Linked DNA regions of Mus musculus: regions 1, 2, 3, 4, 5 and 6 are each linked to region 7. The links are chromatin loops, found by intact Hi-C in ENCODE. Cell type or tissue: heart. All regions are shown on one strand. Links, peaks and the distances in the headings refer to the core of each region. The heading gives the core; the rest is flanking DNA. Region 1 holds the start of Prpf39 (pre-mRNA processing factor 39). Region 2 overlaps Prpf39 (pre-mRNA processing factor 39). Region 3 holds the start of Klhl28 (kelch-like 28). Region 4 overlaps Fancm (Fanconi anemia, complementation group M). Region 5 overlaps Gm527 (predicted gene 527). Region 6 holds the start of Gm51965. Region 7 holds the start of Mis18bp1 (MIS18 binding protein 1).

Evidence for each region. Peaks named below come from ENCODE experiments on the same cell type or tissue, not always from the same donor. Only the 100,000 strongest peaks of a DNase experiment are listed, where the experiment ranks them.
Region 1: a loop joins it to region 7, with 4 times the contacts of the local background. A loop is called at or near these places in 2 of 42 quality-filtered maps.
Region 2: it touches region 7 in a loop (2.2-fold over the local background); 2 of 42 quality-filtered maps call a loop at or near these places.
Region 3: it touches region 7 in a loop (10-fold over the local background); 12 of 42 quality-filtered maps call a loop at or near these places.
Region 4: it touches region 7 in a loop (3-fold over the local background); 7 of 42 quality-filtered maps call a loop at or near these places.
Region 5: it touches region 7 in a loop (3-fold over the local background); 4 of 42 quality-filtered maps call a loop at or near these places.
Region 6: it touches region 7 in a loop (4-fold over the local background); 4 of 42 quality-filtered maps call a loop at or near these places.

What each region holds. Positions count from the first base shown.
Region 1 is chr12:65,034,511-65,038,872 of GRCm38, reverse strand. Prpf39 (pre-mRNA processing factor 39) reads right to left here and starts at 2,539. Exons shown (of 14, transcript NM_177806.3): 1 at 2,405-2,539. In heart, for the core only: no CTCF peak of the experiment used is centred there; a DNase peak (open chromatin) is centred at 2,532; H3K4me3 peaks cover 2,186 bases; H3K27ac peaks cover 1,026 bases.
Region 2 is chr12:65,042,635-65,046,996 of GRCm38, reverse strand. Prpf39 (pre-mRNA processing factor 39) reads right to left here. Exons shown (of 14, transcript NM_177806.3): 2 at 4,190-4,362; 3 at 3,640-3,765; 4 at 2,873-2,991. Among named protein-coding and RNA genes, the nearest start is that of Prpf39, 8.5 kb to the right of the region's middle. In heart, for the core only: no CTCF peak of the experiment used is centred there; no DNase peak of the experiment used is centred there.
Region 3 is chr12:64,964,485-64,968,846 of GRCm38, reverse strand. It overlaps Klhl28 (kelch-like 28), which reads left to right and starts at 3,311. Exons shown (of 5, transcript NM_025707.3): 1 at 3,311-3,438. It overlaps Togaram1 (TOG array regulator of axonemal microtubules 1), which reads right to left and starts at 3,105. Exons shown (of 20, transcript NM_177805.3): 1 at 819-3,105. The coding sequence starts at 2,870. In heart, for the core only: a CTCF peak has its summit at 1,958; a DNase peak (open chromatin) is centred at 3,156; H3K4me3 peaks cover 4,000 bases; H3K27ac peaks cover 1,818 bases.
Region 4 is chr12:65,080,761-65,084,760 of GRCm38, reverse strand. It overlaps Fancm (Fanconi anemia, complementation group M), which reads right to left. Exons shown (of 23, transcript NM_178912.4): 3 at 1,652-1,729. Among named protein-coding and RNA genes, the nearest start is that of Fancm, 7.2 kb to the right of the region's middle. In heart, for the core only: no CTCF peak of the experiment used is centred there; no DNase peak of the experiment used is centred there.
Region 5 is chr12:64,922,360-64,926,721 of GRCm38, reverse strand. It overlaps Gm527 (predicted gene 527), which reads right to left. Exons shown (of 5, transcript NM_001025605.1): 3 at 4,308-4,362; 4 at 3,081-3,215; 5 at 2,131-2,562. The coding sequence ends at 2,379. Among named protein-coding and RNA genes, the nearest start is that of Gm51965, 6.0 kb to the right of the region's middle. In heart, for the core only: no CTCF peak of the experiment used is centred there; no DNase peak of the experiment used is centred there.
Region 6 is chr12:64,915,368-64,919,729 of GRCm38, reverse strand. It overlaps Gm51965, which reads left to right and starts at 1,171. Exons shown (of 2, transcript XM_030247022.1): 1 at 1,171-2,006; 2 at 3,552-4,362. The coding sequence starts at 1,196. The coding sequence ends at 2,002. It overlaps Gm527 (predicted gene 527), which reads right to left and starts at 1,819. Exons shown (of 5, transcript NM_001025605.1): 1 at 1,539-1,819. In heart, for the core only: no CTCF peak of the experiment used is centred there; a DNase peak (open chromatin) is centred at 1,909; H3K4me3 peaks cover 1,472 bases; H3K27ac peaks cover 893 bases; H3K27me3 peaks cover 44 bases.
Region 7 is chr12:65,170,505-65,174,866 of GRCm38, reverse strand. It overlaps Mis18bp1 (MIS18 binding protein 1), which reads left to right and starts at 2,287. Exons shown (of 14, transcript NM_172578.2): 1 at 2,287-2,418. In heart, for the core only: a CTCF peak has its summit at 1,707 (motif pointing right); a DNase peak (open chromatin) is centred at 2,116; H3K4me3 peaks cover 2,980 bases; H3K27ac peaks cover 1,834 bases.

The sequences.
Region 1 (4,362 bases), core at 198-4,197, 140 kb after region 7:
TCCAAGTCAGGCAGGTATGGTGTTACAAGCCTCCAATAAAAGCCCTTGGGAAACAAACTTGGGAAGAACAAGAGTTCTCAATACGCTGGACTACACAGGAAGGCCCTGACTGAAAGCATCCTCAACTGTAATCTCAGTAACCCGGTGACTAGCCTGGGTTACATACAGCCAGATGCAGCTACATAGAAGACAATGTATTGGGGCTGGAGAGATGCTCAGTTGTTTATAGCATCTCCTGTTCCCATGGGGTATTCCCCGGCAGCAATGCCATCCACACTTCCGACCTCCATACTCACCAGCGTTGACAATGCACCACACAGACACATACACACACAGAAGAAAAAGGGTTAAAAAAAAAAAAAAAAGCAGATACACACTTTATGGGCATGTGCTGAGATACACACACAATTCAAATAATAAATACAGCTTCTATTTTGGGTGCAGCAAAAAATAAAATGCACAATGCGGTATTATTGATGCAGATAAATAAATCTTACTATATCAAGAGATTTAGAGAGAAAGGAACTTTGTTTTGCTCAATGTTGTATTCCTAGGAACAGCTGAACAAATGACACCTCCAGTCCTACTTTACCTTTCTGAACGTACTCATTATACAGTTCTATTCCTCATCACTACTTCAGGAGCTCAGGACACTTTTCCCTTGTGACTCTTGCCAATATGCTATTCCTCGGATTAACAAAACTCTTCCTTTCCACAACTCCCCACATTAATGGATACTTATGCCATGACATCTTCTTATAAAATTTATCATAGGGATGGCAGGCTTAAATATATGAGGTAGGAAATTAAGTATGCATAACATCGAAACACAGTTCCTCCATCCTGAAAATTGCCATTTATTTTATCTGAGGTCTATTAAGTTAAACACTTGCCTAACAATCAGTATGCTGTTTTAAAAGTTAAAAGGAATTTTAGATGACTTAAACATGAAACTCATTAAATATGATGCACCTGAACTCTAATACTTTCTTTCCCTAATGCTTCCCATGCCTATGCCCATAAAGACATATAAAACACACTATATATCACTGAGCATTACCACAGACCAATTAAGTCATTCCTTAGCTAGCTAGCTGGTTTCCAATCCGGAATCACTCAGAGTCTCAGCCCCGATGAGTCACCTGCATCCCTAGGCTGTAAAAGGGGTTATTACAACAAGTGGTTTTGGCAACCGGTTTTTAGAGACTAAGTAGGATGTTCACAGACATCTTGTTTCCTCATTTTAAACAATTAGGTCCCAGAAATTGAACCTTGCTTATGTATTTACAATGTCTCCATAATCGTCAGAGATTATGTCTTACACAGAGCTCTTAACGCGTAACAGACAATTTTGCTCCTCTCTGAAAATAAAACTCTAACTTTTACAACGATGTTCAAATTTTTTGTTCCTCAATTCAACTTTAAGATACAAATAGCACTAAATATTGAGTCTTTTAAAAATTCTGGGGTCTGAGAGGCAGCTCAACAGTTAAAGACACTAGCTGCCAAGCCTCAAGGGACCACGGTACTCCTGTTCTCATGCACATGACACAGCTCCAGTGCGCATGAATAACACACGGAATAACAGTTTTTAACTCTAGAATGAGATTATAAACACGAGAAGAGTAAGGAATTTAACAGCTGTTGCTATTTTTCTCAAACGAACTATAAAAAAAAAAACTGCCATGGGTCCCGGCCTTAGCTTCCTATTCTTGTCTATGAATCCGTACAGTCCTAGCATTACCATTTCTACCAGCTGAAAATTTTAAAGTATTTCTGAAAACGTTAGATTAGCTTTCTAGTGTTAAGTTCGTGAACACCGGGCATCTGAATCTGCATAAAGCTACACCGTATTACTGCATCATTACTAATCTTACTACATTACTACTAATCCCTTAACATTGGGAATGCCGAATAGTATTTACTAACTTAAAGACCGCGCAGACTCCTGAGCACGAAAGGTTAAAAAAAAAAATCTATATAAGCAGATTGTTTTTTAAAAAAGACTCTACTAGGCTGTTTCCAAGTGTCCGCGTCGCCTCCCCTCCCCCCCTCCCCCCCAAAAAAAAAAAAACCCGCTTGCTTACGCTGCTGTGCAATGGGAAACGTTCTGGCCCTCGGCTCTAGAGAAGCAGGGGACTCAGCCTCAGCAGTTAGCAGCTTCGATAATCCAGGCTGAGGCTCCCGCCCCGCCGCACCCCTGAAGCGAGGCGCCGCTCAAGGTGCAGATCCCAGGCCTGCTCTTCCCAACAGGTGGGATTGGGAAGGAGACGCGCGCCCCGCGCCAGGCCTCGAGCCGGACAGGCGGGGGAGGCCGCGGCCCGGTGCGGCCTGAGGTGGCGCAGGCCCTTCCCGTCCCGGCGCCTCCCCTGCCGCCCGCCTCACGCCGTCCGCCCCCAGTTACCTCACTATGGATGCTGCTCGGTGCCATGAGCCGAAGCCTGGGCCAAGATCGCCAAAGGTGGGCCTGCCACCGCCTCGCTCCACGCAGCTACCGCAGCCACCACCACCAGCGCCGCCGCCGCCTCTTCGGGATCACACTGCGCACGCGCCGGCGGCTCCGAAGGCGCAGCGGTCACGTGACGCGCGCAACCGAGGCCCCGCCCCGGGTGGCCTCCAGTCGCAAACTTAGCTTCCCAAACCATAGCGAAGCCGGTTGTGCTAAGCAGCACTTGTTGCCCAGCGTCAGTCTCCAAAAAAAACCTCTAAAATATCGTAATTCTTTTCCTAACCGCCAAGGCTTTACACATGAAAAATGTGTCAGGAAATGGCCAGAAATTCAGCCTAAAACTTCTAAACCTCAAAACAGTATGGGCTGATTAAATCGTATTCTGCATGTCGAAACTAACCATTTGGGCTTGAGAGTTAAAGGCTCTGAAGGATTTGGGCATAAAACTTTCAGGGCAAAGAGAGGCAGCTTGGTGTTGATGATCTTAGCAGCCCTCTTCAGTTGTTTATATCCTAGTCCCCACTCTTAAATATCCGTTTTTTAAAAAAAAATCTCGTCTTCCGTCAGTAAAACTATAGACAATTGAGCGAGCGAATGTTTTCTCACTCACCGATCTTCCATTTGGAATTTCAGAGAACTCACAACTGGGCTTTTACTCTTCCCTCTAGAACTGGTCTCCAGAATGTTTCTTTTTAAGATGATTTTTTAAAAGATTTATTATTATATCTAAGTACACTGTAGCTGTCTTCAGACGCACCAGAAGAGAGTGTCAGGTGTCATTAGGGATGGTTGTGAGCCACCATATGGTTGCTTGGATTTGAACTCAAGACCTTTGGAAGAGCAGTCAGTGCTTTTAACCGCGGAGCCCTCTCTCAAGCCCTTAAGATGATTTGTAACGGTGTATAAACCTCTTCAACTGCTTCTCTGCTCCCAAATAGCCAACTCCTCCCCGTTGGGCATGAAATAGTCACGCTTTTCCCTTTACCTCTTAATTGGGCAGTTTTGTATTCTCTAACAATCAGCAACTTGCCAGGCGTGGTGGCGAACACCTTTAATCCCAGCACTCCAGAGACAGAGGCAGGCAGATTTCTGAGTCCGAGGCCAGCCTGGTCTACAAAGTGAGTTCCAGGACAGCCAAGGATCACAGAGAAACACTGTCTTGAAAAACAAACAAACAAAACAACAACAACAAAAACCCAGCAACTTTTAAACGTATACCATCTGAAAGGGCAGTCAAGAGAGGGCATTGTTTTTTTAAAGATGTATTTATTTTTATGCATGTGTCTGCCTGTGTATGTATGTATGTATGTGAACCAAATGCTTGCATTCCTATGGTCAGGGCAGTCTTTAACAATCACATCAACTCTCTCACTGTTTTACCTTCCCAAACTCCTAATTCACTGCTCAAGAATTCTTATGTATTCTATTTGATTTGACTAAAGTGTGTTCATCACATGAAAACATAAATTACCCAGGAATCATGATACAAGTCTATAATCCGACTTGGGTAGTGGCAGAAGAAGAATCAGAAGTTTGAGATAATATTCAGCTGCTTGAGCTTGAGGTGAGTCTAGGTTACACGAAACTCAAAGCAGCAGCAGCAGCAACAAAAAGAACGCCACACAAACTACTTTAAAAATCGATCAAGCCATAGTTTGCCCTAAAGTAAATTGTATATCCCAGATCTAAGTATAACGAAGAAATAAGTGGTTAGACCAAAATACTGTGGACTGTGGTTCATAGTCTAATAGTTCCCAACCTTTCTAAAGCATCCACCCTTTAATACAGTTCCTCATGTGATGACCCAGCCATAAAAAAACGTCGTTGCTACTTCATGACTGTAATTCTGCTACTCTTAGGATACTGAATACATGTACTCCTCCTGATCAATTCTATGCCAGCCTGCTCTGTTC
Region 2 (4,362 bases), core at 192-4,191, 130 kb after region 7:
TTCTAATTTAGGAAAATCAGGAATTCAAATTTGATTTTTATATACTATTAAATACTATAAGTATTTTTATAAAAGGGTAATGAGTTAAGCATTTTCCTGAAAATATCATAAGAAAGGCATTATAGTTTCCTGGGTACCTGGTAGAGATACGGCACATGTACATATACACAGGTAAGCATTCATTCACACAAAGTAAAATAATAAATCTTAAAAAAAAAAATAGTGCCTAAGAGGAAACAGGAAAAAAAGGTGTAATAATTTAATGAACACAAAGAGGACATTTTCAATCAACATACAAAGACTAAACTATTTAACACAGGAAGGATTAACGTGCACAGACTGCCCTTCTAGAGAACCCAGAAACTCAGCACCCACAAGGTGGCCCAGTCATCTCTAACTCTAGTTGGATCTGGGATCCAACACTGTTTTATGGCCTTCACAGACACCAGGCACTCACATGTTACATAGACATACATGCAGGCAAGACACCCACATCCATTAAATAATTTTTTTAATTAAAAATACAGTATTTATACATTCTTGGCGAGAGATACACAAAACATAGGATCCAATGACTTAATATTTAAAGAGAGGTCTCATTATGTAGTCCTGGAATTCACTGTACAGACCAGGCCTACTCCAAATTGACAGGGATCTATCTGCCCATACTTCCAGAGTACCAGGATTACAGTTACCTGGTATCATGGCTGGCAAGACTCAATATTTTGATACATTAAGGAAAAAAAACTATAATAAAAAGTCACTAAACAAAGTTCATTTGCTTTTATTTTTAAATATTTTTGTTTGTGTGTGTATGTATGACTATATGAATATATGAGATCAGACTGGAACACTGGATGTCCTGGATTTGGATTTACAGGTAGTTGTAAATCCAAGCACCTGATGTGAGTACTGGAAACTGAACTTGGGTCTTCTCCAATTGTGAATGGTAATTCACAAAACAAAGTTTAAAGACACAGGAGTACTGGAAGAAATGTTTACTATAGGAAGATAAAGTGTCCAAATGTGAGCGTGCATGCACATGCATGTTTGTATATATATAAAGATGTTACTACTCTGGACCAATCTCAGTGAATCTAGAGAATTACCAGAAACCAAGAAAAGTTGGTGAAAGAAACACAGTAAGAAAGAATGGCTAGATGACTCTAACTCGGGCCAGCTGGGAGACTTCAGAACTTAGGTTTACATTCACCAGGTCTCCTCTCTGAAGAAATTGCTCACTGTAAGCCTTAGACCAACAATATGATTTCTCCAACAAAAACCTAAATGGTTTTAAAATATTTTTTCTTTTTCAAGGATCCTCTATGAAGAGGCTATTAACTATATACTTCTATAAGTAGGTATAAAGAAAGAAAAAGTATCTAACAAACTCCTATAAACAAAATCTGAAATCTAGAAGTAAGGAAAAGACATTTCCTAGAACCATGGTGAATGAGATAATAGCATTGAGGACATACTGCAGAACAGAAACAGCTACAAGAGGGAGAAGGGGGAAAAGGTAAGATTTACAGATTATCAACAGGCCTGTTGGGAAAGCTATATGAACAGCCTTTTTATTACACAAATGAGAAACATGGTTAAGTGAGAAGAAATTAAGCCCAGGGAAAATAGACTGCTGAAGATGACGATGATGAAAAATACTATAGATTCAAAATGACTAAAATACATACAATTAACATTTACTGAAGCCTAACATATAGTTATACTACAAGGAAATGGGAAAACCTGGTAGAGACATATATTCTTAATAAAACTCATAAATAGACTAATTCCTATTAGTGGTAGAATATACTTAGCCATGGATTCAATATCAAGCACACAAATTCATATAATAAAATGATAAATCAGGACACACTATGATTTATTTTTTATGTGTAGGTATTTATGTATAGGTATGCATGCCTGGTGCCAGGGTCTAGAAAAGGGCTTTGGATTACCTGGAAATGTAGTTACAGATGTTTGCAAGCTATCACACAGGAGTTGGAAACCAAATCCAGTTTGTCTGAAAGAGCAGTAAGTGCTTTTAACTGCTGAGACATCTTTTCAACCCTAATATATCCATATTTAAAGAAAGATAGCACAGGTGGAAACAAGTGAAAAAGCCAAGAAAAAGTGACTACTTTCATACTTTTGTAGAAGTTTAAAATCGATACTATCTTGGAGGAACATTTGCAAAATGCCTTTACAGACATGTTTATGTCACAAAAATATATGTTCAGAGACATTTTTTGTAAAACTATGTCCCATAAGTAAAGTTTGGTAAATAAAATACAGGGCTTTCACACTGTTTCTTTCAAGTTAAAAATATGGGTGGGAAAAATTCTAAAGCATCCCATTAAAAAATAAGTTGAAGACCAGTATGTAAAACACACACAAATATGTACACTATATAATATCTGGAGGCACAGACATTAAGACATTAACCACAGGCCTGGAGAGATGGCTCAGCATTTAAAGCCACCTGCTGCTTTTCCAGAGGATCTGGGTTCCCAGCACCCACCTCGAAGCCCACAACTGTCTGTGACTTCAGTTCCAGGGGATCCTCTTCTGGCCCTCCCAGCACACCAGGCACACAGGTGACATGCAAAACTAAGATGGGGTGGAGGTGGGGGGACATTAACCACAAGTGAGTAAGATGTAACTTAGAGACATAAGAGGTGTGTGCATGGAAAAAAGGAAGACTGCATGTCTTAAGTAATCACACATAAGTTTATTTCATGTACCATTTTTTAAAATAGGGATGAAGCAAATAAATATTAACTTCCAGTTTAGCATTCACAAATAGTTCTCTTATCAATACCTACATACTTATATGTCTTAAAATACATTAAGTGTCAAATATGTAACATACCCTCTTATTGTAGTGTTTGTCTCCTGATCACCAGGGTCCAATGTTTCTTTCAAGAAGTTTATATAATGTATCCAAAGATCAACACTAAGAGGTATTGCCTGAAGCCCCCGTCGATAAACCTAAGAAGAAAACAATAAACTGTACCTCAAATATTTAATTGTTTATTAAAAGAGAGGCAACACTGTGTTATCCGGTGAACCTTAGAAATACTAATTACTGGAATTTTGTTTAAATAATCTACCATTACCATTTGGGTGGAGGTTGGATAGAACATGGCAATGTTCTGATCCCCACGTGCAGAGTCTTGATCTTCAAAGCGCAGCAGTCCCTGCATTCTGACCGGGTTGTGTGGGCAGGCTTTGGGTTACAGACCATAGGGCACAGACCCATTAGAGCATCAATGACAGCGTCTGACCAAAAATGCAATAAGACGTAGCAAATGTGACTAGCAAACCAACTCTATTGTTTGGAAAATGAGAAATAAATGTACGTGAGAGAAAAGCCCTGCCCTACTTGTTAAGCTGCAGTGTAATACAGAGGCTTGCACTGCAAAGCTTGACAAACTGTAGAGGGTTAACGCACCTGCCAACAAAGAGAGAAAATATTAGCTACAAATGCCACAAGAGTGACAAATGCAAATAAAATACCCTATAAAAAATGTTTCACCATAAATGGTAGGTACTGCCAGCCAGAAAAAAAGAGTCTGTTTTGTTATTAATTGGCTTACAGTACCTAACAGAGAAAACTGTATTCATTGATGTACGCACCTCATCTGATTGTTTAATGTTGTCATGTCGCTTTTCAAGGTCTGCATACTTTTTCCAGTAACCATAGCAATACGGGTAGTGTACGAAAAATTTGTCAAATGCTTTCCTGGCAGCCATCAAATGATTCTGATGAAAATAAAACAATGTGTTAGATCTTAGAAATTTTTCTCAGAGAAAGAATAAATACCAGCTTTGTCAAATAGCACAGTAACCTGCCCTTCCCTGGAGCTGAGGATCAAACCCAGGCTCTCACTGGTACCAGGCCAGTGTGTTCCACCTCACCGAACCGCACCCCACATGCCCAAGGTAACTGTCACCAACTTTAAATAACTTTCATACAAACTTCAATTACTACATAATATTCAGCATCGTGTCCCCAGACTCTCCAAAATTAATGATATGTAACTTTCAAAACTAAAATATATGCTTCTAGTATTACTAATCTGAAGATTATTTGAGAGAGTAACCTTAATGACAAACAGAAAGGCTTAAATTGATACTACTGGATTATTCTGTAATTCTCACATACACCATTTAAAGAGTTACTAACCTCCTGTTCTACATACTGAAGCAAATATACCCAGCCTGTAAAATCCTGAGGATTCATTTCTACTGTTTTCCAAAATTTTTCAAACTCTGGAGGGAAGTCTCCTTCTGCTTCTGTCACTGGAAGGTTCACAGCATTTGCCATTTCATTTTCTTCTGTAGATGCATGTGCGCTGG
Region 3 (4,362 bases), core at 234-4,233, 210 kb after region 7:
AAACAAACAAACAAACAAAAAAAAACATACAAGTCCCACACACAAGTAGAGACATAATACTAAATAAAAAGGCACCAACTATAATTGGATAGGGGATGATAACTGTAAAATAAATGTAAAACACAGTTTGGGAACAAATGGAAAAAACTAAATAAAAGCTATATACAATTTAATTACTAGTATTCTATCGTTTTATTACTATTAGTCATAAAATAACTTATTTTAAGACGATGTATGTTATAATGTAAAAGAATGAAATCCAAAATGTGTGCAATTTACTATGAAGTGGTTCATAAAATACAGAGTAAAAATAAGGCAAGATGTTAACTGGGAAATACAGATGAAGTATACAGTACTAATGGTACTCTGAATTTACATGTAGATTAGTAAATTTTAAAACAAAAGCTTCGCAGGGACAGGAATCTGAGTTCAAGGATCAGAACCCTGAAGGCTTTTCTGCTTTTTGTTTTTCTACTGGAATCAGGTATTCCCCAGCACTCTGTACTTCTAGCCTAGCACTTAACACATTCATTGCCGGGTTATAATCCTCTCCAGAAACCACTTGGAAGTACAGTTTAGTTCTTTATCTGGTACCTTCTGGGTATTCAGTGTTTGCTGTATGACTGAGGTGGCATGATTACAACCCATAATTGACACCCACTTATTGGCCATAGCTCATTGTACCTCAAGTTTAATCAAGGAAACCATTAAAAGCACTGACCTACCCCATACTATTATAATGGATGTTCACATCAGCACTTAATTCAAAAACTTAACTGTGAATTCTTTTACTTTTAAGTTAAGAATATTAAGCATACCTGCTCGGTATCTTTAATGTCCTTGGAATTGGAGGTCTGGTTTTCTCCCATGACTCCAGGCTGCTCATTTTCCCATGGCAGTTTATTTTTCCCCTTTCCAGCACTTAAAACCCTTCGGGTACAGATAGTTGGACTGTAGGATCCATAAAGTTGCATGCTGTCCCTGGTGTGGTCACCACAGTAGCAGTGTGCACTCTGAGTCCTGTTACCGGACATAAGCCAGTCTGTATCTGCTCCATGTGCCAAATGGCTTGACCTGCCCTGGGCCGAAGACGGCATGAGTATTGCATACTCCACAAATCCCTGTTCTGTTAGCCGTGGAAGAGTTTTTCTGGCCAATCGGGCCTGCACGGCATTCATCACCCCATCGCCATTATCCTGCAATTCAACAGTATCTACAGCTTTAAAAAGAACATTGGTTTTACCTGAGCCCATTGATGATGCCAAAACAGCAAAGGCCTCTAAAGCTGCCTGGCGTACCCTGCGTTTGCTATCCACAAGAGCTGGAGCAAGATCAAAGGACAGTTTGGGTAAGTCAAAATCCTCACTGGGGTAGGTCAGGAGGGAACAGATGCAAATGTTCACTACTTCCTCCCGTACTCTGGAATGCTTATGTTTAAGGTTTTCCAGGAGCAAAGAAAGCACCCGCTGAGGACCCACTTCTTTCATTAGCTTTAGGAAGATTTTCATGTACTCCTGCTTGATCACCAACTTGTTGTCTGCCAGCACTTTCACAGAAGCCGCTATAACTGGTCCCAAGAACTGTTGCACCTGCTCTCCCAGGCGAATGACCAGCAAATGGAGAACTTGAAGTGTGCCATGGACCACTTTGAAATTGGAATCGTCTAGCAAGTTATACAATAAGCTAATGAAACCAACGAGACTAGCATGAGGGGTCGAACTTGGGTTAAATTTTCCCAGCAACTGCTTTAGTTCTTCAACAGCCTGAGTCCTGTTTTTATAATCTTCCTGATCCAACAGTCTTGCATGGAGTTCCTGGGGAATAATCTCAAATTTAAGATTGCTACTGGAAAGATTCACTACACACGGGGCAGCATCTTCAGAAAACCCGGAGGCTTCTAGCTCCAAATAATAAGGAACCTGACTTCCATACTGGGACTCCAGGCGGCGATTGTAGTGCCTCCTCAGTGCAGAAGGCAAACGCGAGATGTAGGAGTGAAACCTCTCTTGACCAAGTCGTTCTCCAATTTGTTGAAGTGAAGAGAAGGCTGTCTCGGATTCTTCTTCCATCTCCTGATCGCCAAGCTTTCGGGCCAGAGATATTATTACTTCAGTGAGATCCAAACCCTGCAACAAATCCTCAGGAGTGAACAAGATAGGGAGCAACAGCGCAGTGGAAGCTCTAAGCCGGGCATCTGGACTTTCCAGGCCTTGGATGAGAGTTCGCAGGACCTGCCCAGAACTACGCCTAAGACAAATATGCAGGATCTGCAGCGCATCTTTCCGTAGGGCAGGGTTATCTTCTCGTAACGAGACAACGAGCTGAGGCAAAAGCGCTAAACTGAAGGCCTCTTCCAGCTGACCCGCCTCGCCCTGACCCCGAAGAACGTCCGAGAGAAGCTGCAAGCAGAGCCTCTTCTCCTCACTGCCGCCTTCCACAAGCACTCGGCCCAGCGCCCGATATAAGGCTTCCTTGCGGCGGGGAAAGCCAAGCCGGCCGCCTCGCCGCGGCAAGGCAGCCTGCAAAGCCTGGAACGCCTCGGAAGGATCCGGTGCGGTGCGCAGGAGTTGAAGAAGCCGAGTCTCCTCCTCATCTCCGCCCGAGAGCCCACTTCCAGGCCCGGACCAGCTAGTTGAAACAGCCTCCGCCGGTAACAGGAGGGTCGAGGCCAGAGGCGACGGCGTCGCGGGGCAGGAGCCATGATCCCCGGCAGCCCCACGGCAGTAATAGTTTTTCTCGCCTCTCATGGTGCCCCCGGATCGACGACCATCAGTCCCTGGGGCGTAAGGACGACAGCGGCTCAGGAGGCGATAGGAACCAGGGGTCGCAGGAGGCGGCAGCGGGAGCAGCTCGGAAGGCGCGGCCGCCATGGAGGGTCGTCAGGTAGCGAGAGCTGGAGGGAACCATTGCCGTCTTGGGAGGGCTGGATGAAGCCCAGCCTTCCAGTTCCTCTCCAAGCCCCGAGCTGCAGAGGAAGAGAAGGAACGGCTCCGGTCAGCTGCCAGGCCGCTCGGGCCTTCCACTCCCGGAGCCAGCCTCCGGCAAAATGGCCCCCGCTGAGCCTGGGACCCCACAGGCGCCACCCGGCGTAACCAGGGCCACCACGTGACCAAACCGAGCGCTTCCATGGTGATGCACCCAGAGCGGACCTCTTGACCCGGAAACCAATCTGCCGCGGTGGATGCTGGGTTATGTAGTCCATGTAAGGACTTAAAGCATAGGCCGAAGATTCCTGGAAGAGGAAGTCTGAACGTAGCCAGAATGAAGAGGCGGGGTCAAGGCCTTAGACGGAAATGACGCTCCCTTGTCCGGGGCGGAAGTTTTCCACCCCACCCATAAGAGTTGAGGTTTGACGGGAGCAAGAGAGGATCCCATCCCGGGTTCCAGTTTTCCGTGGCTCCTCCTCCTGTTGCTGCAGGTGTTATTCCTGGGACTCAGGTATTTTCCTTTTGCTATTATACAGTGGTGCAGGCTTTGGTGGTGTGTTCCCCGAGTGCCCCAGGAGCCAGAATGCGAGGCAAAGAACTGGACCAGAGCAGGCAGAGAGAGACGACATGTTCTGCACAGTGCTGGTTACCATTGTAAACGTTCTACTCACTGCTGTCCAAAATAAGATTCTTTCTACCTGCAGCCTGCTTAGTAGTACAGGAGAACCTAACCGAGGCCAAGCACACAGAGTACTTTTTTAAAAAAGACTTTCTTGTCGTTGGGGACCTTCCTCGCCCCGCCCTCTTCTCCCTTGCCTCCTTTTCCTCTCTTCACCCGCTGGCTATGGAGTGTTAAAGGCTTCTGTCCCTTTTCATTGTCCGCATCACCAAGTTTTCTTATAGATAGGTAGAATCAGTGTTTTCCCCTTTGCATTAAACGGAGTGCTTAAAGCCTTTATCTTTTAACTCCTCTGTGGGACTTTTCCTTTCGCCCCACCTCCACCTTTCCCATCTCCCCTAGGATACTCCAGAGTCTCTGCAGTCTTTCAGTCTCCTGGAGACGGAGATCGCTAGACAATTTCAGTTGTGGTGCAAGTTCTTAGCATTACAGTCCTAAGAGAATTCTGCACAGAGGATTTAGGTTGATAGACATTATTTTAAGCAAAATGAGAATTTGATAGCTGATGAGTGTTTTTTTTTTTTTTGTAAAAGAAACTATAAATAGACTCAGTTCAACTAAGAGTATCTCCTATACGGCCACACCCCTTTGGGGCATGAAAGAGCAACTTTTTTGTGTGTCTGTATTTGAAACATTAATGCTGAATTACTGTATAGCCCAAGCTGGTCTTGAAGTCTTGACCCTCCTATCAGTCTTCTGATTGTTGAGATTACCAGTGTGCACTGTCAAACCAAGCTTGAAAACAGATTTGTTGTT
Region 4 (4,000 bases), core at 1-4,000, 90 kb after region 7:
CTGGTGATTGCATGTCTATAGGACCAGGATTCAGAAGTGAAGGCAGGAGGATCGAGTTCAAGGTCATCTTCAGTCACATAGAGAGTTCAAGGCCACCCTGAACTACATAAGGCCCTTTCTCAAAAACAAACAAACAAACAAAAAAAACTAAGTAAAAGAAACTAGGGAAAGGAAGGAAGAAATGACAAAGCTTCAATGTTAAAGAAGTAACTGCTGCAGCTAGAACTGTAACGAGATGCTGAAGCAGGATGTGTGCATGCTTCAGTGAAGCTCCTCCACAAGGTAAGAAAGGCACGTTTACAACACAGAAGACCAGAACTATCACCTTAACCAATCCAATCAATAGCATGCATTTCTTGCTAGCCTATGCGGAGCAAGGTTCTACTTCATTTCTAGACCATCACAAAAGCACCAGACAAACCCAAACTGAGTGACATTCTACTAAACAGCTCACACCTCCTCTTTAAAAGCATACAGTCAGGGCTGGAGGGATGTATCAGAGGTTATGAGCACTGGCTGCTCTTCCAGAAGACTGGGGTTCAACTCCAGTGACACCCACATGGCAGCTCACACCTGGATGTAACTCCTGTTCTAGGGGACCGGGCACCCTCCCACAGACATGCTATATAAATTATTTAAAACAAAACAAAACAAACAAAAAAAAGCATACAGTCTTGGGAAGTAAGACTGAACTACCATCACATCTTGGACTGAAGGGAAGAGACATTGTATTTAACCACAAAGTAGGATCTTAGATCATAATGCAGAGTACAAAAAAACATGGGGGTGGTGTGTGTGAGGAGCACACTGGAAAAACTCAGTAAGATCTGCAGAGGAGGTATTAGTTTGCCCTTTTAATATTGTGGTTTAAATTTATAGTTATATCAATACTAACTAACACCAGGAAAAGCAAGGTGAGAGTCATATAAACATTTTAATCTTCTACAAATTATCGTGGTGGCAAAAATAGTGAAAAATCAAATTTAACAAACAAACAAACAAGTGAACACTCAAACAAAAATACATAGCTAGGCCCTTAAGGTGGCAACCTGAGATACTCATGAGGGTAAAGCAAGGATCAGGCCTGCCTAGGGAGACCGTGGCTCAATAAATACTAAAGAGAGGCTAGGAGCTCAGAAAAACACAGACATAGCATGCTTAAGGCTCTGCGCTCAAGGTCCAGAGCAGCTGCTGCAGTCTCAAGCCTGCAGTCATAACCAAGTTGGAGGCTGAGGTACGATGATCCCTTGAGCAAGTTGAAGGCCTGCCTGGCAACATAACCAGAACCAGTCTCCAACCGAAAGAAAAGAAGGGAGAGGGGGGAAAGAGAGAGGGACAGATGCTACTACTGCAAAGAAACTTCTGCAGTGGTATAAATGTCCATAAGCCATACCAGGTAAACAGTAAACTGGAAAACTGATCTGGCATCATATAAAAATTTGCGTTTTTAGCCGGGCGTGGTGGCACACACCTTTAATCCCGGCACTTGGCTGGCAGAGGCAGGTGGATTTCTGAGTTCGAGGCCAGCCTGGTCTACAGAATGAGTTCCAGGACAGCCAGGGCTATACAGAGAAACCCTGTCTCAAAAGACCAAAAGAAAAAAAAAATCGTGTTTTCTTTCACATAATAAATGGAAAGTCACAGTACTTACCTTGATATCACTACCTGGCGTGGCACTAAGAGCCAAGATACGAAAGTGAGTGGTGTATTTGACCAATTCTCTTACCACCTATAAAAAGAAAAAAAAAAGGACTTTAATTTCATCTGCTCACTGTGAAAATAATAGTGGTTCAATTTAACAGGGCATTATGTCTGGTCTGTTACGGTTATTCCTCCACTGGTACAGTGATAGTCTGGTGTATGGAACGACCACCAATCATTTTATCCCATAAACAAATGATTTAGATTTAATGATATTCAAGCTGGATCTTGACTAATGCTCAACCATATTTAAGATATTTTTTTAATAAGATTAATTTATTTATGTAAATGAGCACATATCTGTATGCACACCTATATGACAGAAGAGGGCATCATATCCCAGGATAGATGGTTGTGAGTCATTTTGGTTTCTGGGAATTGAACTCTAGATCTCGGGAAGAACAGACAGTGCTCTTAACCACTGAGCTATCTCTCCAGCACCATTTTAAGGTATTTTTAAAAGGTGTTAGACACCACATATCAAGGCATATTATTATAGACAAGGCAGACCTCAGCAGAATGACTCCAATTAAGAACAAAGGAAACTGGACATGGTGGGGCACACCAGTAATAATCATAGCGCTCACGAGGCTAAGATAGGAAAATAGCCAAAAATCAAGGTGAGCCTGGGCTGCATGAGTTCTAGGCCAGCCTGGGCTACACTGTTAGGTACAGAAACAGGAGGGAAAGCATTACTGATAAATGCCAGAGGACATAAGTTAGTGGGCAAAGTGTTTGCCTACATGTACACAGAAGGTGCTAAGAGTCATCCCAGCACTGCAGAAAGAAGGTTTATGCAAGACAAAATATCCTCAATAACCATTGTGTCTCAGTGTTTACTCTAGTTCACTTTTGGTTGCTCTGATGAAACAACTAAAAGCAACTGTGGGGAAGAAATTTATTTCATCTTACAAGTTACAGTCAATGGGTGAAGTGCTGGAAGTCAGAGCAGGCACTAAAGCAGTGACCACCGACAATTTCGGCTTGCTGGGTGATGGTGGCGCACGCCTTTGATCCCAGCACTCGGGAGGCAGAGGCAGGTGGATTTCTGAGTTCGAGGCCAGCCTGGTCTACAAAGTGAGTTCCAGGACAGCCAGGGCTATACAGAGAAACCCTGTCTCGAGAAAAAAAAAGGAAAGAGGGAGGGAGAGAGAGAGAGAGAGAGAGAGAGAGGAAGAAAGAAAGAAAGAAAGAAAGGAAGAAAGGAAGAAAGGAAGAAAGGAAGAAAGGAAGAAAGAAAGAAAGAAAGAAAGAAAGAAAGAAAGAAAGAAAGAAAGAAAGAAAGGGAGAAAGAGAGAGAGAGAGAGAGAAAGACAGACAATTGCGGCTTACTCATGAGCAAGGCCGGCCACCCCACAATGATTGTTAATCAAGGTGACCCACAGACATATCCCTAGGCCCATTCGGTGGAGGCAGCTCCTCAGCTAGGGCCTCCTCCCAGGTGACTCTGTGTCAAGCTGACAAGAACTACCCAGCAGAGTGCTAGAGGTGATATCCTCGGATACTGTAGAAGGATGAAAAGCAAATGTATGGCCAAGACAAGTAGAAGATAGAGGCCCGTGGCTCTCAACCTCCCCAATGCTGCAACCCTTTAATACAGATCGCCAACCATGAAATCATTTTTGATGCTACTTCGTGATATAAACATCTGATATGTGACCCCTATGAAAGGCTAGTTTAACACTCCCCAAAGGGGTCTCAAACCCAAAGGGGTCAAAAACCACTGGAGTAAAAAAAAAAAAAAAAAAAACCACTTTTTGGATTGGTGCTTTAAAGAACTCCTTTTTAAGATGAATGTGGAATGTGTAAGAATCTGAGGATTACAGCAAATTCAAGGATAGTCTGAACCACACAAGCAAGATCTCATCTCTAAGTAAGCAAATAATAACAAAAAAATGTAAATAAAAGTAAGAGGGGGTGGGGCTGAAGCTCAGTAGTAGGCTATCTATCCAGTAGGCTGAGGCCCGAGTTTCATCCCTAGTATTTCAAGTCAAAATAGAATTGCTGTATGAGAACCAGGATTCAGGGGCCGGAGAGATGGCTCAGCAGTTAAGAGCACCTACTGCTCTTCCAGTGGTCCTGAGTTCAATTCCCAGCAACCACATGGTGGCTCACAACCATCTGTAATGGGATCTGATGCCCTCTTCTGGTGTGTCTGAAGAGAGTGATGGTATACTCATATACATAAAACAAACAAATAAATCTATTAAAAGAGAGAGAGAGAGAGAGAGAGAGAGAGAACCAGGATTCAAAGCATTCGTTCAGACAATGAAGATATCTTGGGCCAAGTAACCTGTAT
Region 5 (4,362 bases), core at 157-4,156, 250 kb after region 7:
CTACCTTTTCTGTACGGCACACAAGCAAACATAAACACAAAAGACACACACATACACACACACAAGCTAACTTGCATGCACAAACACACAGATCTTTTCTTACCCAGAAGCTAACACGTACACACACAACCTTGCTTTTCTGGACCTGTACACAAGCTAACACATACACACACATGTACACACACAACACAGAAACACACATGGATACAAATCACTTTGAAAAAATTAAGTGTGAGATTGGCACAAGTTGAGGGTAACACCACTCGTATTAATCCACCCCAAGTGTAGCTCAATCTGTAAAATTACTTCCTTGCCTTTCTGGGGTAGTTTGTGACATTTTGATTAAGGAAATATTATTCCCTTTCTTCCGATTCCCCTTTTTCAGGTTCATTTCTCAAAGGGTGTTTTGCTTTATAAAGGAAGTGCCCCTTCAACACCATCACATTCTATACATGCTATTTCACATTTGACTTTGTCTACAGCTTGCCAGCTGAGTGTGGTTTCTTTTGTAGAAGCCAATGAGCAACGTAAACAACAGATGACCTTTTCTTCAGCGCCAACCTCTCAGAGTCCAGAAGGAATAATTAAACCCTACCACACATCAGTGATACGACTGATTTTCTTTAGTGATATGAACACTACCTTGATAATTTTTTTTTAATTGTAAAAAGTTTGTAAGACAGAAGCTGGGAGACTATCTATACACAAGAGGTAGAAATATGTTTTATTAGCATGTTCAAGGTAGTCAAAAATTTAACATCTTAACCCTCACAACAACCCTGTGAGGTAGGTAAGTCATTACAATAAACTAATATCCTAAATAAAGTGCAACTCCCTGAAGAATCTGTATTAAGAATAACTTAGTCTATAATATAACCATACCATTTTGTATGGATACACTAATATTTGTGTTCTGTATAGTTTGATTCATGCAATACATGTTACTAGAAAAGCCTGCTATAAATCAAATTCCAATAACCATATTTGGGGAACTATTTAAATAAACCCTGGGTGATTTACAAAAATACTACCATTCTTATCTTCTGATAAAAATATTTTTCCTAATATTGACTGAAAGTGAGATGTTAGCAAGGTTTCACCCTCAGCTGCCCATCCTTTGAGCAAGTTGTCTCCAGGCACCACAGCATTGGAAGATTTAGAATGAAACCATAGCAATTTGGTATTCGGCAGTGAAGTCTGTGGTCATGTAGTCTTCAGATATCCTGCACCCAGTCTCAACGCCAAACATAAGCAATGGTATTTCGCTGTAAACACTAACACTAATGAGAGTTCACCAAGTATTCTCCCTAAAAATATTTTCCCTTTAAATTGCAAAAAGATGAGTGACATTAGGTTATTTATAACAAAACATGAAATTCGGTTAAATGGTTTGACTTTGCACCCGTGGCTCAAACGCAAGCCTCCTGACATTAGTAAGCTGTTTCAAGGGAACCAGATATTATTCATTTTTAAAAATATATCTTTTTCTCTGCCCCACTAAAACACTGATCTGGAAGTATTACTAGGTACCCTATTTCCCTCTTAAATATATAATACATTTTTTAATGTTAGTCCAACACTAATAAACATCCAGTGGCCTAATATTTTTGATAGTTGCCTTGTTTGCAAAATAATTTACTGGAGAATTTTCATTAATTTAATGATGAGATATTTACATAATTTATTTGTAATGCTTACCTTAACTAAAGTTGAAGCTTAGCTAATGCCTGAAATGTGCTGGTGGGTTTACACTTTGGCAAACAGCTATAGTAACTTGCTACTACAAAAAAATGGTTTAATCTACAATATATATATATTATATATATAATATATATATAGTTTTAAAAATTGCCTTAAGGAAATTAGCAAGGGGTAAAACGAACTAAGCAATTGGTAAACTAAGCCATCCATAAGCCATCCATTCAAATCCTACTAAATCCAATGCAGTGCACTTGAAGGTAAGGCAAAGAAATACAGTCAGGTAACCAGAATACTGACTTTATGCTAGGTGTTACTCAGGTATCTAAAAAGGGAAATCTAGAATTCAAATAACAAAGTATTTTCTTGGATTTAAGGATAGAAGTGTAAAAAACTGTTGAGGTATTTATATAAATAAAAAGTACAAAGGCCACGAGATACATTTTATTGAACATAACATATGCTTGTATAAAAATAACCCAGAAAATACTTTAAAAATACATTTTTTGCATAGATCATCCATATAAAACATTTACCTGGGGCAAAACAATGAAAAATACATCTCTGAAACTAGTATAGTTCAACTGTTTCCTTGGATACCAAGTATATACAGAACAAAAGCCCTTCATCTGGGAGCATGGGCAGGCGGGAGAACAATTTAATTCAGCATCAGTCTATATTTATTTCTCTGTTGCTCGAATATAAACCAATGATGACAAGAGGAGAAACTCTGGGGGTTTATTTAACAAAATTAAATTCACATTTCTGAGGCCATCATAGTGCATCCAATGTCCGTCAATCTGGAAGGCTGCAGAATAATGATGCTCCTCTTTGTTAAATAAAGTGGCGCCTTCCAGCAAATATCTGCAAATGAACCGCAACATGTAACAAAGTGATTAGATTTCATCTTTATGATAGTCTTCTTTAAAAATATTACTCCCCCTTACAGATATATACTATCATTTCTGCTTCATCAATAAGAACTGATATATATATATACACTAGTGACAGCTCCAAGGTTAAATAGGTCTTATAAAAAGCAAGACCAGGGTTTGTTCTGTTCTATAATCAAGGCCCTAATCACTATACATGCTGCTATTACCCCATTTCTTCATAGTGGACTCTGATCCCACTCAGAACCCAAAGGCCTTGTATTGTTGTTGTTGTTGTTGTTGTTTTTAAGAGTTTTACTGTGTAGATGTCTGGTCCAGAACTCCCTAGTACAATGGGTTGGCCTCATACTCACAAGAATCCTCCTCTTTCTGAGTTACCACCTTCAGGTAACAGCATCTTAATGGCTAGTAAAAATCACGGTGGACTAGTTTTTTTCTCTAGTTTTGTAAATCAAGCAAATAAACAAACACAGACGACCAACTACCTACTTGTGATCAGATAAATCCAAGTAATAGGGTACATATGCCAGGTCTTCAGGTTTCCAATGCTGCATATTTAACACAACAAAAGGGGGTGCCCCGTGGCAGAAAACTCGCTGGGAAAATTCTCTTAAGCCACCACACCTAAAGTGAAAATTGGGCATGAACATTATTATACATGGGACAAACTACTTCTCAACACTTCTGAACTTAATTTTCTAGTAAGCATAGTTATACTATTCTAATAGGTAGTGGAATAACTGTCTTGTTACCTTATTTTCTTAGTTCTGGAGGTTTATAGGGTTCTCTATACTGCAAGTGATAATTTAAAAAATCCTGGAAAAGTCAATTGTTTATATTTATATTAAGTTATAAAAGCATGAATCTGTTGAACCATCAAATAGCTCCTATTTATGCATACAGATTTTTCTTGAAGGTAGATCCAATAATGACTGAGTGGAAATAACTCCTTTTCAGGATCTTCTATTAACATGAAATGAATTTTCTCTCTCTCACAGTAAATATTAAGCATACTGATCAAATACAACTTTACAGTAAAATCTCGATTAACCGGAATGCTCAGGGCAAAGTCCTCGGATTGGAAAATATTATTGACTGTACTAAGTTAGCCATTTACTTCAGTACCTGTTGCTGAACTATTTAGGTTCATTTTTTTTCTTAAGAGTCATTACCATATGTATCTTTTATATTTTCTTCTTTTATGTTCAAGATCTACTATGGTTTTATAAAACCATCCTTCAAAATATTAATTCCCAATGCACAAAATAATGTGGACATAGACATTTCTTAAAGATTGGAATGAATGTTTATGCCCCTATTAACTTCTTTTTAAGAGTGTTAAGTTTTTTGGTTGTCATTTACCTTTGCTAAATGAGGAATGCAGAAAAAAGTCCGCTTAATTGAGGGTCCTGATTAGCTGGGTTCCGGTTAACCAAGGTTTTATTGTACCTACTCAGCAATGAGGAAAAAGAGAAAAGGTATTTGCTTTGTATTCATCAACTGGCAATAGTAACATATTTTATACTTACATCTGATAACAATTCACAACATGTGATGACAAACTAAACTACATGAGGAGCGCTGAAACTGTCAGGCTACCTAAATATTTATGCACTGCTATTTCAGACATGTTTTAACTTCAAAGAGCTTATCAGCCTAGATTTCTTCATAACACAATAGAAACACTTTCATTTCAAATGTCTATCATGTACTCACCCACGCTCTTCACAAAGTTCAATCTTGGAACAGAATAACTCATCCACAGCCAGTC
Region 6 (4,362 bases), core at 220-4,219, 260 kb after region 7:
AATTGTGCTGGTCTGCATTTTAACTACAGAGGCCATGTTATGAAACTTCCAGAATTTAATCTTCTGACTCTTCCCTCTGCCTGTTCTGGGAAGAAAATGGAGTGTCCTTCTCCTTTAAACGGCTTCATTTCCATCTCCTAACCTTGAGGACAGCCAGACACTGTTTTAAGAGTCACTGGCACTATTTTAATAAAGGTGTTTGCATCCTATGTATGTTACATAAGCAATTAAAAAATAACAATCTCTGTTGAGAGTATTTTGTAGAAGTAGCTTCACTTTACTTAGGAACAAATAACTATAAATGACAACACTGCTTTCCAATGTCACTTACACAAAGACGTTTAAGGGGATAAATCTGAGCCACCCCCCCCTCCACACACACACTCACAATCAAGAAAGAAATGGCTCAAGCCAGTCTCACTTGGACTACCTTTTCTTTTCAAATATCACGTCCTCCTGAACCCAACAGAAACCCACTTCTAAACCTGAGTTTTATGTCCAAAATTAACTTCAAAACTATTCTGTGGTAGCAAATTCCACTGTACATTAACACGTGTACACTGTTTTCTACTTGAGACAAGATACTGCATTCTAAATTATCTAGTACTATATTTGCTTAGAATCCTGGGGGCTTATATATAGACTGTTAGCATTGGCTCTCATCAATCACTTTGAAATAGCAGAGTGTGACACATCTGGAAACAAAAGGAAACACGTTAAGATAAACTGATTAGTTTCATTTAGAGTTAAAACCAAAACCCAAAAACTCTAAGGCATTCAACAAACAATTTTCTTAAAATGAGAAAAACTTTTCATGATCTGAATTTTACCTCTTGAATTTTAAAGAATTTTTGTACCAAGGTTTAGGCGCTTAACTTTGGATTCCTAAATATTATACTGGAAAAGGAAGCCTAAATCCTAGCGTTTCTGTTGAAATTAACTTTTGGATGTGATCAAATGAAGGGTAACTAGAGCTCTGAAAAGCAATGATTATAAATCTGCACCGTTTAGACCGCATGATATCTAAGATATATAAGGCACCACCTAACTTTAGAGGCAAGGCTGGAAGACCTTGGGAACGCTTAAAATTCTAGCAATAGGTCGGTCAGTTGCTCAAATGTAAATTACAGTAAAACTTAAAATAAATCAAACTAAAAAAGGAAAGAAAAGGGAGAGACGGCTGCAAAGAGCTTTAATGAAACAGCTCGGAGTTTCTGGCACGTCGTCCCTGATGGATATACTGGGCTGCCTCTTACCTGCCTCCATCCCAGCGCCTTCAGTAGCACTGAGCCTGGGAAACTCCCCAACCTCAGTTTCTCCACCAACAGGACCCCCTTTTTCTGAGCTGTCATACCCAGGGATCACACTGCATTCCCCGGAGGACTCGACCACCTGTCGCGGGAACCGAACACCGCACTACCGAGGGGCACGGGACCCGCTGTCCTGCGGAGTTGGGGAATCCACGCCCGCGCGGCCACGCCCACCCTCCCGCCCGGGCGGCCAGGTCTCGGGGCCGCAGACCGCTCCTCCGCGCCTACCTCCCGCGGGACCGAAGACCGCCGGTGCCGCCGCACCCGTCGCCGCCGCCGCTCGCTCATGGAGAGCCCGGGCCGCCGCCGCCGTGGCCGCCGCATCTACCAGCTCCTCCGGCTGCCTCGGCCAGCCCCGGCGAGCGTGCGGGCCTCCGGCACGGCCTCCATCGCGCCCGCCGCGGCGGGAGCCACCGCAGCCGCAGCGCCCAGCCCCACCCGAGCGGCCCACGCAGCCGGGACCGCGGGGCGCGGCGCGTCGCTTGTTACGGAGCAGGATTCCGCGGGCCACCCCCTCCCCCCCCAGCCCGGCCAGGCCAGCCCAGCCGCCAGCCGCGAGGCTGCGCAGGCGCGAAGGCCCCGCCCAGCGTGCGCGTGTCGGGTTGTGTACAGCCTTCGGACTTGCCCAATCCGAGCCAGAATCAAGTGTAGGAGGGCGGGTCCTGGCAGAGAGGGGCGGGGCCCCAGAGTGACAAGGTGACAAGGTGGGTGGGGCAGCCGGAAATGGGCTGGGTTTTCCCTGAGGCGCAGCTGTCTGGGCTGAAGCTGTTTGGCATTTTGAAATTAGTACCAATTTTGCACCAGTCTTGTTTTTATTTTGATTCTAGGAATCCTTAACTCAGAAAGAGAAAGCTTATTTTCTTAGCATATTATGACTATGGGAGATAATCATTTACATTTGTATAGGTATTTGAAGTTGATGTATATGGAAAAAATTGAATTGGCATCATAAAAACCGTTTTAAGATTAGCCATAGCAGTATTTTACAATGGACGGGAATACTATTAATACGTAGTAAAGCCCCATTATAGTGCTCAAAAATTAGAGATGTTTCCACTCAGCAAGTGACAGAGACAGACACTCAAGTGGAAGATGTTTTAATTCTAGAGTTTGCGGCTTTACCCATAATTAATTTTCATTAGTAGCTTTTTAATCTTCGAAGAGTTAAAGCCCTGTGTGACTCTGTACCTGGAGGGTACTCCTTAGAAACGCTACGTCTACTCTCAATCAGAAATGGAGATGGTCAGATTACTCCATCGAGTCTTTCAATAAAGACTGTAAAGGGCTCCAGAATACAGGAGGGCAGATATGAAGAGCTGAATGCCAGTCCATTAGATGGGAGTTTTCACAGGTTGAGCTTAAGGGAAGTGGATGCCTTCTTGAACAACACCTTCTTGAATGACATAATGCTTATGCAAGGCTGGACAAGGACCTTATGCACAAATCTCTCTAGATGGAGGTATGCAGGCTGGCAAAAAAAAAAAAAAAAAAAAGCATGAGTGCAGATAAGAGAAGAAACAGTTCTCTAAGAAGAGGAAAAAGATTGCTCTGCCCAAAGAATTATAAGTAGTAATTCCTACAAAGCAATTCTTTTCATTTTCTGGCTTTTGAGTTTCTTACTGCATTTTACAGATGAGAATTACTAATACTGTGATAGCTTAGACAAATTATTGTGTTGAAAAAGTTCACATGATGTTAAACTTACCTTGGTAGAAGAACACCCCTTTAGAATATTTGTAAGTGTTGATTATGTATTTAATTCACAGTCTCTCCAAGACGCCAAGTTCATTTTTACAGTAAATAGCTCATTGTTTTCTTAAAAGCAGATATAGATGGCGGTGGGTGGAGAAGAGCAGCAAGATGTATCATTAAAGTATGTAGCATTATTGAGGTGTAACTGACATGTGGACCATATTTCAAGTACATATCATTTGGCAAGTTTTGACATATGTGCAGTGGTGTGAAGCCACAGATGAGCGTGTGCTTCACTCGCAAGTGTCCTTGTGCTCCTTTATAGTTTCTTCCTTCCTGCCCCCAAACCTAAGCAACAACCATTGTTTTATTTTTAGTATATATTCATCTCCATCTTCTCAAGTGTTACATAAGTACTGTCACCTCTTTGTTTGCCTTCTTCCATGCAGTGTAGCTGTTTGGGTATTCACCTATGCTCTCTGGGCAGTAGTTTCTTTTTTAATGCTAAGTGTAATTCACTGTGTGGATAAGCTGAATTTTCTTTTCTAGCCAACAGTTCACGGACAATCAGAGTGCATCTAGTCTTAACCTCTTCTCAAGAGAGCTGCAATGAAGATTTTTGTGGAAGAAAATATGTACATAGACACGTTGCCTTTGCTGTTGTGTGAGTGTCTGAACTACTTGATCATATGGTAGATGCATGTTTAACTTAAAAAAAAAAGCCTACAATATCTTCCAAAGTAGATGTGAGATTGTGCATTCCCACCATGAAGGCTCTGCTTGCTCCACATGCTCACCAGCATTGAGTACTTAGAGGATTTTCCCAAGGGATGGTTGGGACAATTATGTGAATTGCTACATGTTAAAACATAGACAGGTCAGAATCTAGAGGGCAGAAGTGACAGTGGAGCTAGCTCTCAGTCTTCAGTAAAGTGGGGGAAAAGGACCCATGGTTAAAACTTCATGAGCCTCACATGTGTTGCGGTAAGGATGGACTTCAGAGCTAAAGGGAGATGAAAGGTTAAGATGACAGAATCTGGAACATGAATATGAGGGCTTAGAGTTGGGTATGAAAAAGCCAAAGGAGACAGACAAGACGAGAAAGACAAGGCTCTGGGCTCCTGTTCTCAGGCTGCCTACCTGTCTGCCCCATCCACCTCCCAATGCCCAGGAAGATACAGTATCTATAATAGTATCTATGAGATGCTATTGATTGTCCTTCCTATACTCCTGCTTCTGCTGCAGGTAACTAAGGATAGCAGGCAAGAAGCTCCCACTTAGGAGATGGCCAGAGAGCACTTCACAGAAAGCTAAATAGGAGAAAACCAAAACTGCAGGGACATCTTTTGGGTTGCGATAG
Region 7 (4,362 bases), core at 202-4,201:
CCTGTCTAATTGAGCTCCCTTTAACGTTTCTTTTTACAAAGGTCAGATCTGCACGGAGATCTGAAGGTTCACTAGTCTCAATTCTTCCCCATGTTTAATCTTTCACAGCATCAGTTTCTTGGAGGATCTGAATATAAGCAACGGCACAGTGAAAACACTAGACTAGACCACTCCAAGGGCCTAAGAGTTAATGGGGATCAAATTGCAAAGGCTATTTCTTTGGAGGTGGGGCAGACAGAAGGAAGAACAAAAGGACAGAAAAGTAAGATTTTATATGATGGTCAATGTCCTATTTAGGAAAACATTACCAGCACTGGTATTTGGGGGGGGGGGGGGCTTTGGACCTGACACCAAGTTGGTACATTTTATACTTATAGTACTTATGAGATTGTATTATTTAGCCTGGAATTTGACCACCTTTACTCCCAAATTTAATTCAGATCCACACTCAGTCATTTTCTCATGGCCCTGCAAGGGCATTTTCTCCCTCCCTGATGCTTTCCTCTCCTCTCACTTGCTTCTAACTTAGAATAGTTGGTTGACTTATGATTCAGAAATCTGAAAAAAGTCACTTAAATTTCTTTTCCCTAGGACAAGGACCTAGAGCCTTGTGCATAGTAAGTAATCTGCCATGAAACCACACCCTAGCACTCTTTAGGTTTTGAGACTGGATCTCGTTAGGTCATCCCTGCTGGCCTCAAACTCATTCTGTGACCCAAGATAGATTTAAAATTTTAATCTACTACCTAAGCCTTTGGACTAGCTGAGAGCAGAGCTACATTATCCACTTAGCCCACTTCCATTCTTAATGTTAAATTCATGATCCCCACCCCCACCCCCCACCGCATTCCCAGGCCCCCTGTTGGGATTGTGAGTCAATAGAGGTATGGTCAAAGGGCAAATGAAAAACACCATGCTCCTGACTTGACCCTAAGACCAGGGCTAAGAGAAAAACCACCTTGACCTTTACTTGATCGCAAGCCCAAGACTAAGGTTAAGAAACAGAGTCCCTCGGTCTCCACCCTCGGGGTCCCCCGCCAAGAATTCCAATATAATATCCCTGCCTCAATCAAGCTCAGGTCCCTGCTTCTTCTAAAGGCAACCACTCTCCTGTGTGAGGTGTGTTGTGTCTCAACCGCTGGAGCAGAACTGCTATGCCAGCTTTGTGGATACCTTCCCTGGCAGCTGAGGAAGAGATATAACACATCTGTAGGGGAAGCAGTTCCTTTCAGAGCCCCAACACATACTACAGGCTGCCCTCCGATTGATTCTCCATCCTCTTGCCTCAACCTCCCAGTCTTAGGATAACAGGCATGTACTATCAAGTGGCAAAACAGACTTCAGGAACCAGTGCCACAAAACGCACTGCAACCGACATTCACTGAGAAAAGAAATTCTACTATGGTCCTTAGATTTTTTTTTTAAAGATTAATTTATTTATTTTATGTATATTGAGTACACTATAGTTGTACAGATATGGTTGTGTACAAGGTTGAGCCTTCATGTGGTTGTTGGGAATTGAATTTTTTTGTTTGTTTTGTTTTGGAGACGGTTTCTCTGTATAGTCCTGGAGCTCACTTTGTAGACCAGGCTGGCCTCGAACTCAGAAATCCGCCTGCCTCTGCCTCTGTGCTGGGATTAAAGGCGTGCGCCACCCTCCGGCCCAAAGATTTATTATAAAGAACACTGTAGCTGTCTTCAGACACACCAGAAGGGGGCATCCGATCCCATTACAGATGGTTGTGAGCCACCATGTGGTTGCTGGGAATTTAACTCAGGACCTCTGGAAGAGCCAGTTCAGTCTACTACTTGGGAGCAACTTTTTTTTTTTTTTTTTCCTGGCCCGAAGAAAATCTAAACAGCAAACTGAAAGAAAAATTCTTTCAAACTCTCTAAAGCAGTTTTTCTCCTCAGAAACGGACTACACTGAGAAAGCGCAGCCTAGAACTAACAAGTGTGGCCCGCAAGGGTCAAATTTAGTAAATCGCGCCTCGGTAAGCGCCGCTGGGCGTCAACCGTCGTGGGGTTTTCTCCCCGCGGAGCATCACGGGAGGAGTGGCGAGGCGCTCCCGGGGGCCCGCCTTGTGGAGAGAAACAAACTCCACGAGCAACCGAGGGGCTTCGGTCGGACGCTTTCCGCTCTCACAGCCTCGGGCCGCTCTGGGCTGTGCTCCTGTTTCCTGGAGTTCCGGAAGACGCGCCGTGTCGCAACCTCTGCGCGGGCCAATCGCAGGCACCGGGGGGCGGGCTCTCGGGATTTGAAATCCAGCGCTATTTGTCCGTGCTGGGGAAGTGGACGAGGAAGGCGAGCGGAGTTTCAGTCTGCGGACACGCGTGGAGCCCTTGCCCGGGCCTCCGTGGGTCTGAGGCGCTGCGAGCCCTGGGTAACCACGGCCTCGAGCTGCTGTCCTCACCAAGGTAGGTCCTCTGCTCGCTCAGCCTCGCGGACCGATCGGCCGGGTCCCCGCCTGACTCTTCTCGGGCGTCTAACTTCTGCTCTGTTCGCTCGTTAACATTGCTGCCCTAGCGCCCGAGATTTGTTCTAAAATCCGAAGTCTCCGTGAGGAGTAGCGTGGGAATGCCCAACTCTTTGTCTCCGGACCCAGCATTCCTAGAGGCAGCCGCTTATGCGTTCTTAGGATTGAATACCATGCTTGTTGCAGGCATCTGTAGATGTTAGAGATTTTGTTTGGAAAACAGGAAGTTCCATGGAACACAGGGCCCCCAATGAAGGAGCTAGAGAAAGTACCCAAGGAGCTGAAGGGGTCTGCAACCCTATAGGTGGAACAATAATATGAACTAACCAGTACCCCAGAGCTCTTGACTCTAGCTGCATATGTAGCAGAAGATGGCCTTGTACAAGGCCACCAATGGGAGGAGAGGCCCTTGGTCTTGCGAAGATTATATGCCTCATTATGAGGGAATGCCAGGGCCAGGAAGCAGGAGTGGGTGGGTTTGGGGGGGGTATTGGGGATAGCATTTGAAATGTAAATGAAGAAAATATCTAATAATAAAAAAGAAAAACAGAAGGTTCCTTCATCCTATCCTTAAAGTATAACACTGTACAGTCAGGCGCATTTGTTGTTGTTTATTTTAGAGATTATAATTTACTTAGATTCTCCTCCCCCCTTCCTCCCTCCAAACCCTCCCTTACAAACCTCCCTACTCTCTTTCAAATTCAGTGGTTCATTTTCACCAATAACAGTTGCAAATATGTACACACACACATATATATTCCTAGCTATAACCTGCTGAATCCGTGTAATGTTGCCAGTATGTATGGTTTGTTGTTGTTGTTTTATGGGTTTCTTAACGTGCTTATGCTCATAAGCATGTGATGTGGGTTTTTTAAAATGTGGCTATCAAGTCTGTTTTGCCATTTAATCCTTCTGCAGTTTTTAATGTTCTTATTGTTTTTGTTGTTGAGTACATCGAATTGAGATTTATAAATGAATTGTCACTAGGAGAAGCAGGAGCTGGTAGGTGGTAAGGTGCTCTACTATTTAAATCTCCTGCAGGATTTGTCTTTTGAATATGCCTGGTTTATCCACACAAGCATTCCTCATGATATCATGCTAGTAGAAAATTTACACATACATTTCACCAAGCGTGTAACAGTGCTTGGGTAGAAGTGCTGCAGCAGGGTTCTACTGGGGAGTCTTCTGGCAATGATGCTTTGGAAGCTGAGGGCTGAACCCACATTTGCTGTGAAAATCCTTCAGCTGTGGCAGGCTGGGTGGAATATTGCATCGCTGGAGGTCCCAGGAGACACTTAAGAGCAGGACATTGACTTGGTCCTGTGTGGGCTTGGCAACAGTACCTGAAGTTCCTTAGTCACTGAGGCCAATGTCTCAAGTCTTCTTGTCACTGGCTAGAGACACCATTCTCAAAGTTTCAGAATTTATTAGGGGGGGGGGGGAGGTAGTGGTGTTAGCGTTGTACTCTTAGGGCCCACAGCTTGAGATTGGTTTACTTCCATATCAACACCATCTTGGGGTTAGTTCATTAGCACACTGGCCCTGTCTGGGCTAGGCTCCTATCTGAGCTTCTGGATGGCCTCTGGTGGCTTGCTTCTGAAACCTAGTTCTTTAACTATCATGATTTCAAGTTACACCAAATGACTATTAAGCTATGTGACTATTGACATATGGAGGTGAGGTGCGCTGCTGCTGCTGCTGCTGCTGCTGCTGCTGCTGCTGCTGCTGCTCCTCCTCCTCCTTCCCCCACCCCTCCTCCTTCTCATTATGCATGTTTGAACCTAGGGTCTTCCAGTCTAGGCAGGCAACAAGTATTGGCCACTGGCTGTAACCTCATGTTTACCTTTTCTTTTGAAGCAGGATCTGTAGTGACTTTGCTCTGTAG